Regions from separate parts of the Homo sapiens genome. Here region 1 is linked to region 2. A link is a contact called in ENCODE Hi-C or POLR2A ChIA-PET data. All regions are on one chromosome and are shown on one strand. The core of a region is the stretch at or near the end of the contact, and the rest is flanking DNA. Distances in the headings are between cores, read along the strand shown.

Region 1 (6,883 bases), core at 314-2,813, 65 kb after region 2:
TGATGTGTAACTGGACCCCCTCTTGTTGTGATTTTATGCTACCTGCCATTTCTCCCTCTGGAAATGGCAGCTAAGCCTGGCGGCATTTGGGCTATGGTTTCATAGCCCTACAAAAATGTAAAAGTTAGGCTCTCTCTGACTACTTCCAGCTTTTTCTTTTCTTGCTAATCGATAAGATAGATAGTTTCTGGTTTTGCTTCTTTTTGGGGGTGTGTGTGTGTGTGTGTGTGTTCCCCACTGGTGCTCACTCTCATTTGAAATAAGCAGGTGTATCCATGTATCAAAAGAGGAAATTGCGACTGAACAGTTAAGAGTGAGTTGAGAGAGGAACTCTCCTCCTATGTATTATTTTTGTTAATGTCAAGTCCAGAACCACTGGCATGTTTGTGACACAGTAACTAATGCTGCTCTTTTGTTCTAGAAGAGCAAGAAAGGTTGGGGTGAAGATGAGCCGGATGAAGAGTCACACACACCCCTCCCACCACCTATGAAGATTTTTGACAACGACCCTACACAGGATGAAATGGTAGAACTTCTTTACTTGCTCACTTAAAAGAGCAACGTGCCGTGCGTGATTTTGTTTTTTGTGTGTGATGGGGGTAGTCATACTCTTTCTCCCATGTTATCTCGTCGTCCACATGAATCCATGTTGATACCAATTGTGTCTCTATTTGGTAGGTGTCCCTTCCCCAACCCTGGAGGTCCAACTTCATTCTAGGCAGTGGAGGGGGTGTGTGCAGAATTCTCAAAGTGGGAATCTGCCTGGTGTCTTGTCCTGTTGATAAAGGGTAATGGCTCTGTCTTTGGAAGCAGCACATCCTAAAAGGAGCAATTCCAGGTAGTTCCAGTCCACAACCATTTTGTCGTACCTGACTGTACAACCTGCATGTTAGTTGTTTTCCCTATAGTCAACTCTAAACTCTAACTAATGGTAGCTACCAGTCAAGCCCAGTGTTGGTCAAATTTTGCAATGACGGTATGAGGAATGAAGATGCTGCTAAGGGGAAGTTATTGTCAAAGGTGGGCAAACTTAATATGCGAAATTGCCTGACTTTGCTTTGCAAGATTCCCCGGCCCGCTGGCATGCATAGGCTCACTGGTATTTGAAATATCGATGCCCCCTGTGTCTCCAGTCACCCGGTGATCATCCCAGTTGTTCTGGAGCAGAAGCGTAGGTTAGACGTGCTTCCAGGTACTGACCCGAGGCTTGGGGCAGCTTTATGTTCTCCCTCACTTGTCACTCAGTCTCCTTGCAGCTCTGCTTTCACATCACCTTTTTTTTTCTGCCTTAAGTGTTGCTGATTCTCTTAGACTCTGGACGTGGAAGCGGCAGGTTTGGGTTTTGACTGTATGGCACTTTCCATTTGCTTTTTCAAGTGCTGTTTTGTTGCAGTGGTGGTAGTGGATGTGGCAGCTTGTCTACCTGTCCCTCCAGGCTCTCCTGTGCTCTCTAGTGCTCTGCCCTGTAGTGGGACAGCCTCCTGCGGGTGTGTCCTTTCTGGTGACATCTCAGTTCTTATTTTAATTCTCTCTGCTTTGCATTTGAATTGTTAACCCACAGACATTAACTGAAGTCTTCCTCTGTGCTAGGCCGGAAGGACAAAGTCTAGGGACTCTGAGATGTGGCAGCTGCCCCCATGATGTGACTCACCTAGTCGTGGCCCCTCCTAGGTGATGTTGGTGGCCCTGTCTTCAGGGCCAGCTCTTTGACTCTGGATTATTGGGAAGAGACATAGTAGGAAGGCTGGTGTTATACCATCCTGGGTTCCTGAGACAGAAGTGCTGGTGCTTCACCTTGAGATGGAAATGAGACCTGCCTACTTGTAATGTATTTTATAAACAGCGATCATGGCCTAAGGAGTAGGGTGCCCATGTCTCACACAGCCCTCTGTGCAAGGGCCCCACTTGCATAAGGTCACCACCTTCTCTCTCTAATTCCCTCAAACACAGCTTGTTTACAGAAATGGATGTTACATTGTTTCTGGATAATTTTTAACCCAGAATTCTGACTTACCTTTATTTGTGTAGCCTTTTCCTTATGCAGAAATGGGGCAGATGGCAACAGTCTCCTTTCAGATACATGAACTCTCCTTATTCCTGCTTGTTTGATTTCTGTATGTTTTTTATAAATGTTTGGGAGTGGGATGAACTTCAGAGCATCTAGCAAATGGAGTTGGATGTATTAAAACAATTTTTACAACACTGTCAAAGGAATTTTTAAAAGTTCACCGTTGTAATATTGTGCAATTGTCTTCTCCTTGTTTCCTTCTAATCTTTTTCTTATGTGTGTACGTTTTACTTTTACAATTATAATATGCATATGTTGTGTCCAATGTTTTATTTACTACCATTTCCTAAAATTGCATGAATTTTTTTCTTCCTAGCTGTAATTTTAATAGCTGGAGAAAATTTTGCTTATTTGCTGTTCCATAATGTGTTTGATCAGCCTGTTGGGGACATCCTAACAGGGTGTTTCCATTGTTTGCTACTATGGCTAATACTACTACATACAGATCACTGTGTATATACAGCATTTGTTCTTTTGACTTCTGTCCTTGGAATAAATTCCCAGGAGTAGGATTACTAGATTAAAAAGAGGATAGCTTGATTTTCCACATGGACGTAAGCTTTTTCCTGCAGTCCCCAAGAGAGGAAAAAGAATATTGTTATATCTTCCTTAATTATAATTATTTTCCTCCCATCTCAGAAGCAAAGACTTAATAAAGTAACTTAGATTAGATGAGAAGCTTCATTTTTGAAACTTTCTCTCTAACCCAAGGGGCAAACTTGAAGGAGCCTATGTCCTGGCCTTGGGAACACCACTGCCCCCTGCTCTGATAAGCTGGAAGTAAAAGCACACACAAACGGTGCAGGGTTAACTATTTCTCCCCCAGTTTCTTCTCAGGTAGAAGAAGGAAGAAAAAGCCAAACAAAAAACCACCATCCTTCAGTGAGCAGGAAGCCCCAAACCATTGACCACACAAACAACCACATGGACAACTCCTCACTGCTGGTGCAGGGGAAAAGGGACACAGGGAGGTCCTGGAGTCGTCTCTCTTTACTATGAACAGGGTAGTTCCTAGCTGCTTCAGGACTCCTGCTAAAGCCTTTTATTACTTCCTAGTGTTCCAGTTCAGGGGCCTTACCAGAGCCAGCTATGCTTTGTGGAGGGGTAAGGGTGTATGTGTGTCAGGGGCAGAGCGGGAGAGGAAGACAGAGGGAGAGAATATAGGAAGGGAGTATCTAGCTTGCTGGTCTCTAAGGGTCCTGCCCCTAGCATTTTTGCTGGACACATAATAAAGATCTATATCTAAGGCTGTAGTAAAGCAAGGACTGTTTCCCTTTTTTGGACACACTCAAGGCTGGGTTTGTTGAATCCTTCACACCCCAAAACAGCAACGGGCAGCTGTGTAGTGGCCAAAGTCTCGTTTGCCCACAGAGCAGTAGCCCCCGCCCTCCAAGCTGTTGCTGTCAGTAGGTACAACACTAGTCTGTAGGCCTCCCAGGAAGTCAGTGATTTCTCCTCTCCCCTCCTTCATAGGCTTGCCTAAGGATAGCCTAGTACCATCCATTTGCTGCTGGCTAGAATTCCTAATAAGGGGTTGGGCAGGCCTGTATGTATTACACCCACACTCTTCTCCCTCTGTCACCTCTTCCGTCTAAACACAGAACTTTGCTTCCCTTCCCTGGCTTGAGCTTTGGACTTTCTGTTTTATTTCCTGATCACTGTTCCTTATTCTTTGCTAATCTGCTTTTCCTCTGCTGCCCGATGTCTTGCAGTCCTCCTCTTTGCTAGCAGCCCGGCAGGCTTCCACTGAAGTACCTACTGCTGCAGACCTTGTCAATGCAATAGAAAAGTTGGTCAAAAACAAGCTGGTAAGTGGGGGTCCTGGAGGCAGTTCTGTGTGTGTCTCACCTTCACACTGCTCCAGGCTTGCATCTGTCTGCCGTTTTCTCCTTTGCACCTGTCCTCATTCTTCCTATGTGATTGCAGCTAATGATGGTTTCTAAAAAGCTGTACCCCAGAGTCCTTTTTGACTTTGTTTGGGAATGGGTATAGGGAATTAATACATCATTTGGGGGCTGCAGTGTTGATGAAAGTTGAAAACTATTCAAGACAAACTCACCTCATTGCAAGCCTGATCCAGCGGCCCACAGGCAAGTGGCATTCAGTCAGTGATTGATATGTATTTGGTTAGCCCAGAAGCTAGTACACCGCGATGCTGAGACCCAGAACACACTGATTGGATATTTGACAGCACTAGGAAATTTTATGGGGACTTGGGTAGCCTTCCAGCGTGCAAAGTCTTTCAAAAGTAGACTGCTGATTATAAAGGGGAATGGGCAAAAGTGTGTGGATACCTCACCACAATAAATTAAGAGAGTCAGTGCCTAGCCCTACAATGGGGGGAAAAACTGAACATAAGCCACTGGCAGCCTGTCTAGCCTGTGACTGTCTCATGGACCCATCAGCCCGTTGGAGGGATAGGTGATGAGTCTGAGCAGGTTTGGGGTTTTGGCATAATGCTGGTGAAAGGGCCCCTTTTTGGATAGCTCATTAGGATGGAGCTGTTCCTCCACTCTCCTGTTTTTACATTTAAGTGTATCACCACAGGATGACAATTGGAAGCATTTTCCTTTCTTTCACTCTCATCCATATCACCCATTTAGCTTTTCCTGCAATTCTCATTAGGATAAATGTCTGTGCTTCTGCCAGACTTCTATTGGGCAGTCTTATTAATCACTTGGCCCAGGAGCTAGAGGAAAATGATGGATGCTCTCTATGGAAAGCTACCTAATAATTTTGACTATAGTAACTCCCTTTTCAGATATCCCAGCATATACTATATGAATGAGGTTTAATACATATGAGTTTATTCTTTTCCTGCTAAATTTTCCTTTCTAATTAAAAAAAAAAAAACAAAAACCTGCTGTTTTCAGTACCTAGTGTCAAACTCCTGAAAATCGTCTATTTTCCTGCCATCTTTCCTTTTCCTACCAGCAGGAGTTAAGTACTCTTCTGGGCACTACATTGACTTTCAAAGACCCCTCTCTGACTGCTTCTCACTTGCTCTCCCTCTCCACACCAACCTATATACCCTCTTCATTCTACAAATGCTGTATTTAATTTTTTTCTTAAAGTCATCCTTTTTCTTTCTTTTTTGCATTTTTTCTTTTACCATCTGAGCATGGGCCCTGAATTCATTCCTGGAGTATTGCAGTAGCCATTGCCTGCCTTTTCTCTGCTAAGTCTGCCTTCACACCCAATTGGTCTTCTGTAAACACTGCTTATTGCCTCCCTCTTGGCTACATAAGCAGTGGTCTCCAATGGGGGGGTGCCCTCAGGTACATAAGACAACTTACTGGGGTATGGGAAGAAAATATTAGAGCCTCTTTATATCATTTTAAAATGGTTTTGTGTGTGTTTTCTTATGTATATAATGATAGTACAGTAGCATAAATATAGAATTTATAAACAAGTTACATGTTTGGGGGTACACGAGCAAAATTATTTTCAGTGACAGAGATATATAATCAAAGTTTGGGAATCACTGGCCTATACATAAAGTCCACACTTACCTAATATTCTGATATTTTTGTAGCCTGTTCTCCAACCTACCTTTCCACCATCTAGTTATTTATTTGGTTGTTGAACTCTGTTCCAAACAAATTGTTTTCTTTGCTATCCTCGAACTCACACTTGGCTTTCTTCCCTCCAAGTTTTTGTTCATATGGCCCCATTTCTCTGGAATGTTCTCCCTCTTATGTTTGCTTATCTAGAGCATAGTGGTCATTCAGGGTCCTACTCAGATCTCCTCCTCTACAAGGGCTTCTCTGACCAGCCCAGGCCAAATTTCCATTATAATCCCATGGTAATTACTAAAGCCACATACTGCCTGGGACAGCTCTTAAGCAGCTCTGTGGTGTAATTTGTTAAAATATCGTAATGATTTCATTTGCGTTTTACCTCCCTAGCTAGATGGTAAGTCATTTAGGATATTATTATTTTTTGCTCTATTAGTATAAAAAAGTCTTTTACACTTAGTGGGTTTTTCATGAACACTTGTTTCCAGAGTCTATTTTTATATTTTGGATTACCTTTTTGCCCACTACTACTGCTAAGCTTTGCACTGCTGACAGTCTCCAGACCACTAATTTGTGTGATCGATGGTGTTAAACATGTAAGCAAAGACATAGAAAAGTCCCATCACAGCAAATTTTCTAGAGAAGAGGGGATGTGGGATGGCATTGGTGTTGATTGGCTTTATTATAGGCTCTCAATAAATGTCTGTTGAATGAATGTCCTTTCTGTGGTGAGTGTGCCATAATGAAGGATATAACTTCTTCCAGCAATAACTACTCTTGAGGACCTACAGTAAGCCCAGAATTAGAGCTATCTTTGGCTTAACATGTAAAACCAAGCTCACGTCACAGAAAGGAAAGAGGAAGCCGTGGTTTGGTTTCTTAGAATCTTCCTACCAAAATTTGATTCTTGGTCCTTTCCACCACTTTCTCTTTCTCCCCTTCCCACATGTGGTAGCAATGTAACAATACTAGGTTGAGAATATCTCAGCCATGCTTGGGAGCACTAAGTTGCATTTTCACCTTCGAGACTCTTAGTCCTATTCCTTATCAGTTCTTCCGCTTAGAAGAAGAAAAGATTCAGAGCTCATAAAAGCTCTGGAGTATTTATTTGACTAAGTACAACTGTGTGATAGCTGCGAAGATAGTGAGTATTATCACAGGCTTGGTTAATGAAAGTACAATGTACAGATCAAAAGAAGCAATAGTATTCAAAGGTATTCAAACCATACACATCATGAGCTGTGTGTGACTAATGCATTCGATTCTTTCTTTCTTTTTTTTTTTTTTTTTTGAGACA
Region 2 (6,274 bases), core at 2,353-4,852:
TGCACCTATATAGTCCCAGCTACTCAGGAGGCTGAGGTGGGAGGATCACCTGACCCTGGGAGGCTGAGGCTGCAGTGAGCCATGATCATACCACTGTGCTCCAGCCTGGGTTGCAGAGTGAAACCCTGTCTCAAAAAAAAAAAAAAAGGACCTAAGTCTGCATTCTCCATGGAGCACTCCTTATGCCCTTAACTAGACCCCATTTGAAAGTGTGTGCAGTTATGCACATAGCCCAGCCTCAAAACCCTTTCCCTGTCTCTCTGGGGTCTGCCCAGAGTGTTGGCCTTAGCTAAGACCCAATAAGCTATTCCTTCTCTTATTCCAGCTGGCTGCCTGCTTGGCAAACCGCCTTTTCTTCTCTCAGCAGTAATTTGTCTCCAGTGGGTGCTTTACCTTATAAGTTATGCACAACTAGATTGAGAATAAAATGTTCCTCTGGGGGTTGTGGAATAGGACAGAGTGGTCTCATCTGGTGTCAGGAGGTTGGAATCAATTCCTTTTTCAATTCCCATAAGAGAACTGGTCCTCTTAGCATTTGCAGAGAGCACCAAGTCAGCACTCTTGCAGGCTGTGTGAAGCAGGGACTATGTGTGAGGGCTAAGCACCTTGTGAGTGCTCAGGCCATGACTATCACCCCAGAAATGGGGACAAAAGAACCACAGGATGGTTCTTGATGATCCACTAGCACAGGGTTCCCAACGCTGGCTGCACATGAGAATCATCTGGGAGCTTTTCCAAATGACAATGCCCAGACCCCACCTAGAACAAATGGAATCAGAATCTCTGGATGGGGCCTGAGGGTCAGTATTTTTAAGTGTTCCATAGGTGAATCTAAGGTGCAGTCAGGGTTGAGAACCACTGCACTAGCCCGGTCTCCTCTCTTCCAAGAGAACACTCAGGCTCAGGAAAGCAAGGTGACCTCCCTGAAGCCACAGGGAGTCTGTGGCCAAGCTGGAGCAGACCAGGGCTCCCAGCACCTGTTGAGCTTCTGGGTAGTGCTAGGGCTCCTCTCTGCCCTTCCCTCCTCTGCCTTCTGTGGGAGCAGTGGTTGGTTATTTCCTCCTGATAAGTCTTGGTGTCATTCATGATGGGGTTGGTGAAAAAGAGTGGGGCTGTGTGTCAGAATTGGGGTGGGGCTGCCTTTCCTGCTACTTTACTGCCACTCTGACATCTTAGGGCTTCTCACTGGGATTGGGCCCTCCAGCCCTAGTCCTGCCTTTCCACAGGCCCCTCTCACTTTCACAGCAGCAGGTGGTGGAGGGCAGCACCTCCCAAGAGGCAAGCCTTTGTAGCAGTGGTTTCCAACTCTGGATGCACCTTAGAAACCACCTGGAGGAGGTTTCTAAAAATACTGATGCCTCATATCCACCCCAGAACAATTAATCCAGCTGCCAAGGACCTGGACATCAGTATATTTTTAAGTTCTTTTGTGAAAAAAATAAAAAGAAAAAAATTAGCCGGGCATAGTGGCATGCACCTGTAGTCCCAGCTATTCAGGAGGCTGAGATGGGAGGATTGCTTGAGCCTGAGGGTTCAGGGCTATAGTGAGCTGTGTTCACGCCACTGCACTCCAGCCTGGGCAAAAGAGTGAGACTCTATCTCAGGGGGAAAAAAAAAGAAGAAGAACAAACTTAGTGATTCTGATGTTCCCTTAGGGTTGAGAACCACTGCTTTGTGGACTCAGCACCCCCAGGGTGTCAAGCTTAGGAGATACTTAAAGATGTATTAGAAAGGTTGAGGGTTAATGTCCAGATTATATAAAGAACTCCTGCAACTCAACAACAACAACCAAAAACTAAATTTAAAAATGGACAAAGGACTTAAACAGAAATTTCTCCAAAGAAGATATACAAGTGACCAATAAGTACATGAAAAGATATTCAACATCACTAATTATTGCTAGGAAAATGATAATCAAAACAACAATAACATGTCACTGCAAAGGATGGCTATTGTTTAAAATGTGCACACACAGAAAATAACAAGTGTTATGAGGATGTGGAGAAATTGGAACCCTTGTACACTGCTGGTGGGAATGCAAAATGGTACAGCTGCCATGGAAAACAGTATGGGATTCCTCAAAAAAGTAAAAATAAGATTATCATATCATCTAGCAATCCAACATCTGAGTATATATCCAAAGGAATTGAAAGCAAGGACACAAGCAGAAATTTGTACACCCATGCTCATAGCAGCATTATTCACAATAGTCAAAAGGTGAAAGCAACCCCAGTGTCCAGCAACAGGTGAATTGAATATATACATACAATGGGATACTCTTCAGCCTTAGAAAGTTAGGAAATTCTAACACATGCCACAACATGAATGAACCTTGAGGACATTAGGATAAGTGAAACAAGCCAGACACAAAAGGACAAATACTATATGATTCCATTTAAATGAAATACCTTGAGTAGTCAACTTTTTAGATGTAGAAAGAATGATGATTGCCAGGGGCTGGAGGGAATGGGGAATTAGTGCCTGTTGGGTACAGAGTTTCAGTTTTGCAAGATGAAAAATGTTCTGGAGATGGATGGTGATGATGGTTGCATGACAATGTGAATGGACTTAATGCCACTGAACTGTACACTTAAAAATGGTGAGAATGGCTTTTAAAAAGTATTGGTCCTGGGTACTTCTGCCCCAGGCTCCAATAACCAGTCTAGGTTCTTCTGTACCTGGCTGTACAGGACACCTGTGTTCCTTTTCCTGTGCACTTTCTTCCCTGGCTGGGGCTGAGGGTCTGGAGAAGCTGTAAGGAAATACCTCTCTGCTTATGAAACCAAGTCCAAGGCTTCCCCCGTGAGCCTCAGAAGCAGATGCTCTAGAGGAGAGGGACAGTGGCCCATGGCACCCCTGGCTTGTTCATGAGGAGTCCTCTCCCTGAAGGCCTCCTGATGATTTCTGCTGTTACCACCTACTTGGCCTCAGGAACAGCTTCCCCATGCTGCAGAAGGTGGTGGAGAACCGTGGATAAAACTTGGGCTCTGAAGGCAATTACCATCAACAGCCTGAGAATGCCGGGCAAGTTTGATAATGTCGACTTGTGTTAAGTGTGTCACCAACTCACAAAAATACCTAACATTTATTGAGCTTTACCATGGGTCAGGTTCTGGGTTGCTTTATGCTAATAGCAATAATATTTTCCTCATCTTACAGATAAAGACACTGAGTCTTAAAAAGATTAGGTAATATGCTCAAAGTCACATAGCTGACAAGCAGTGGGCCTAAATTTGAACCCACGCCTGTCCATTTCCCAAGGTCTCACTTTACCACTGTGTTCTACACCCTCCCAAGTCTGAAAGCCTTTGAGACAGGCACTTTAGTTTATTCTCCCATCTGACTTGGCTTGTTAGCCAGTCTAGCTGAATCTAAGAGCATTAACCCCATTATAGTTACACATACCCACCTTCCCACTCTCCCTCTCACCTCTGGCCCCAAATGCCCCACTCTCTAGGAGGAGTGGTAGTAATCAGAGACAGATTTTGTCCTGTGGGTGCTTTGCCAACTAATAAGATTCTGATGTCCTCAGCTGGAGCAGAATGACTCCAAGGAGCACTCTGGACAGCAGGCTGAGCTTAGTCCAACTCTGATAGCGGCCTGCCAACCCCTGGTGCTGGCCCAGCCTGTTCAACAGATTGTCTGCAGGATGGAAGTCCCCTGCACTTTCTGCTGCCAGGAGCCAAAATGCCAAAAAGTTCAGGCTCCTCTGCCTACCAGGAGAGTCCTCCAAAGGTCTTTCTCTACCTCTTACTTTTCAGTATAATTCTGCATTAGGAGCCCTACCCTCAGGTTTTTCATTTATGCCATAATGCCTAACATGGCTTCACTATGGGAGGCTAAAAAAATAATTAGAGGATGAATATTCCCTAAACATTTCCTTTCAGGTACGAAGTGACATGTTATAAATTGCAGCTTGCTGATTTACTTTATCCTACAGTCCTCAATTGCAGGATTGAAGTACGATCCTTCAATCCTCTTCATTTGTATAGGATTGTACTGGTAATTGACTAGATGTGAGGTAGTCCTTTGAGATTCAGAACTCACTTCCTCATAGAAGCAGAAGTATACATGGGAGTATGATCAATGAGGGTGAGAACAGGTTTCCACACTAGCCCACAACATTTTCCTTTATATTAGCATAGCTGAATTACCCTATGTTTGCAATGAAAAGGTGTGGTATGGTGTTTTTAAAAATTATAATACTGTTGGGTAAGAATAGCTGAAACCCAAAAATAATGCATTTGAATAAGAAATGTTGTAATTTATTTGAGTACTGATACTTTTTGAAGAAAAGTATGTTTAAAGATAGATGGAGAGAGTCTAAAAGGAGCTCCTTGACATTTTTCAGAATCATAAAAAGTTAGAGTTGAAACTTACTCTTTTTATAACTGGATAAAACCGGTTCTTGAATAGATTTAATTTGACTCCAGAACATTGGCTTCTTTTGGCTCCTGGGATCTTAGAATTGAAAAGCAGGTGAAAGGTGTTCTAGCTCACTCTCTTTCCAAATACAAGAAACCCCTTCCACAATGTCCTTGACAAGTGGTCAGCTAAGCATTACTTGAGCACTTCTAGGGACTGGGAGCTTATTACTTCTAGAGCCTGTTGGATTTTAGTGTAATTCTAAGGGCTAGAATATTCCTCATATATTGCACTGAAATCCAAACACTTTCTACCCACGTCTCCTTCTATTCTCCCCCGTCCGAGCCCCGAGTGTAAATCCACCAGTGCTAATTATTATTCTCCCTCTCCTTCTGATCTGTATCTAGAAGAAAGTAATACAATTTGCAGATAAAATGTTAAACACTTCTTTCCTAAGCTATATAAGCCTAGCAATTTCTCCATAAATCCTTTTATTAAACGCTTAGAGCAGAACAAAATGTTTTTAATTAAATTCAACAATCCTGACTTGTTTAAAGTGATTGTTTGTGTTTATGGATTAATAGTCCTTTCCAATGTCCTTGGATTTGAGAACTTCACAGTCCATCCTTACCCTTGAACTTTGGGCATCCCCTGGTTTCTCACTCACAGACACCTGATCTGTTGTCCTCTCTGGGCATAGAGCTTAGAGGCAAGTGCCTTCTACTCTGAGACTCTCTATAGGCTGGACTTTTTTCCTGGTTATTCCCTACAGTCATTCATATTGCTATTTGTTCTAAAGTAGCATTTTTATTACCTTTTATTCATGTCTTCCTGAATTACCTCTAGGATCCTTTCCACTTCTAAAAATGTCTGTTTTTTTCTCTCTGCATCAGGTAATTACCTTTGTTAATTTAAAGGGATTAACCAAAGTATCCTGTGTTTATTTTATTTTTTTTCTATTTTTTATTTTGGAGACAGGGCCTCACTCTGTTGCCCAGGCTGGAGTGCAGTGGCAAATAGCTGGGACCACAGGTGCTTGCCACCATCCCTAGCTAATTTTTGTATTTTTTTGTAGAGATGAGGTTTCGCCATGTTGCCCAGGCTGGTCTCGAACTCCTGAGCTCAAGCAATCTGCCTGCCTTGGCCTACCAAAGTGCTGGGATTACAGGTGTGAGCCACTGCACCCAGCCAAAGTATCCTATTTTTGATGCATATAAGCATAGCATAAATATCTTCATTTTGAGGTCCAATTTTTTAATTTGGGGTGCATGAAATCTCCATTTTTGTAGTAAAAAATGGTTGAGACTGGGTGCAGTGGCTCACATCTTTAACCCCAGCACTTTGGGAGGCCAAGGCAGATGGATCACTTGAGCTCAGGAGTTCTAGACCAGACTGGGCAACATGGTGAAACCCCATCTCTACCAAAAATACAAAAAATTAGCTGGGCATGGTGGCATGCACCTGTGGTCCCAGCTGCTGGGGGTGGAGGTGGGGGAAGGGCTGCAGTGGGAAGGGAGGTGGAGGTTGCAGTGAGCCTAGATTGTGCCACTGCACTCCAGTCTGGGTGACAAAGCAAGACCCCATCTCAAAAAAAAACAAAAAACAAAAAACAAAAAAAAAAACAGGTTGAATGTCAGCAATTTCAGTTAAAAATGGCCCAACCTAATGTATTGTAATCTACTGTTTTTTTTCCTTAAAAGGGTACTGGCAAATCTTTGAAAACGGAACAGAATTTAGTTCTCAGGGAATCAGATGGGGTGGGAAGAAGACAGGGTATGAAATGAGAAGCCACTTATTTTGAGTAGAATGTCACCTAATCTTCCTGGGTTTAGCTTCCACATTTATGCAAAAGGAAGCTGATAAAGATGCCTATGTAACAGAGTTGCTGGGAGGCTCAAGGGTAGAAATG

What was found. Hi-C counts contacts between places; a loop is a spot of excess contacts on that map. ChIA-PET counts read pairs that join two places held with the same protein, here RNA polymerase II (POLR2A). Pooled maps may share reads with other maps.
Region 1: a map of naive thymus-derived CD4-positive, alpha-beta T cell shows a loop between it and region 2 (2.0-fold over the local background). The contact joins two enhancer-like sites. A Hi-C loop is called at or near these places in 7 of 168 maps with a recorded cell type or tissue (Caco-2, GM11168, K562 and 3 more), 10 of 37 single-sample maps with no recorded cell type and 16 of 50 pooled maps. POLR2A ChIA-PET finds 5 or more read pairs at or near these places in 3 of 52 experiments (GM12878, H1 and HepG2).

Annotation. Positions count from the first base shown.
Region 1 is chr3:124,633,428-124,640,310 of GRCh38, forward strand. KALRN (kalirin RhoGEF kinase) reads left to right here. Exons shown (of 60, transcript NM_001388419.1): 36 at 425-526; 37 at 3,781-3,876. Among named protein-coding and RNA genes, the nearest start is that of UMPS, 94 kb to the right of the region's middle. RefSeq lists enhancers at 1,393-1,894, 4,743-5,337. Within about 2 kb of position 1,564, at least 4 of the 41 ENCODE cell types and tissues checked have a DNase peak (open chromatin) inside an H3K27ac peak, as active enhancers do.
Region 2 is chr3:124,566,373-124,572,646 of GRCh38, forward strand. All of the region lies in intron 34 of KALRN (kalirin RhoGEF kinase), which reads left to right. The region is part of intron 2 of LOC105374076 (a long non-coding RNA gene); the gene reads right to left. Among named protein-coding and RNA genes, the nearest start is that of UMPS, 160 kb to the right of the region's middle. Within about 2 kb of position 3,603, at least 2 of the 41 ENCODE cell types and tissues checked have a DNase peak (open chromatin) inside an H3K27ac peak, as active enhancers do.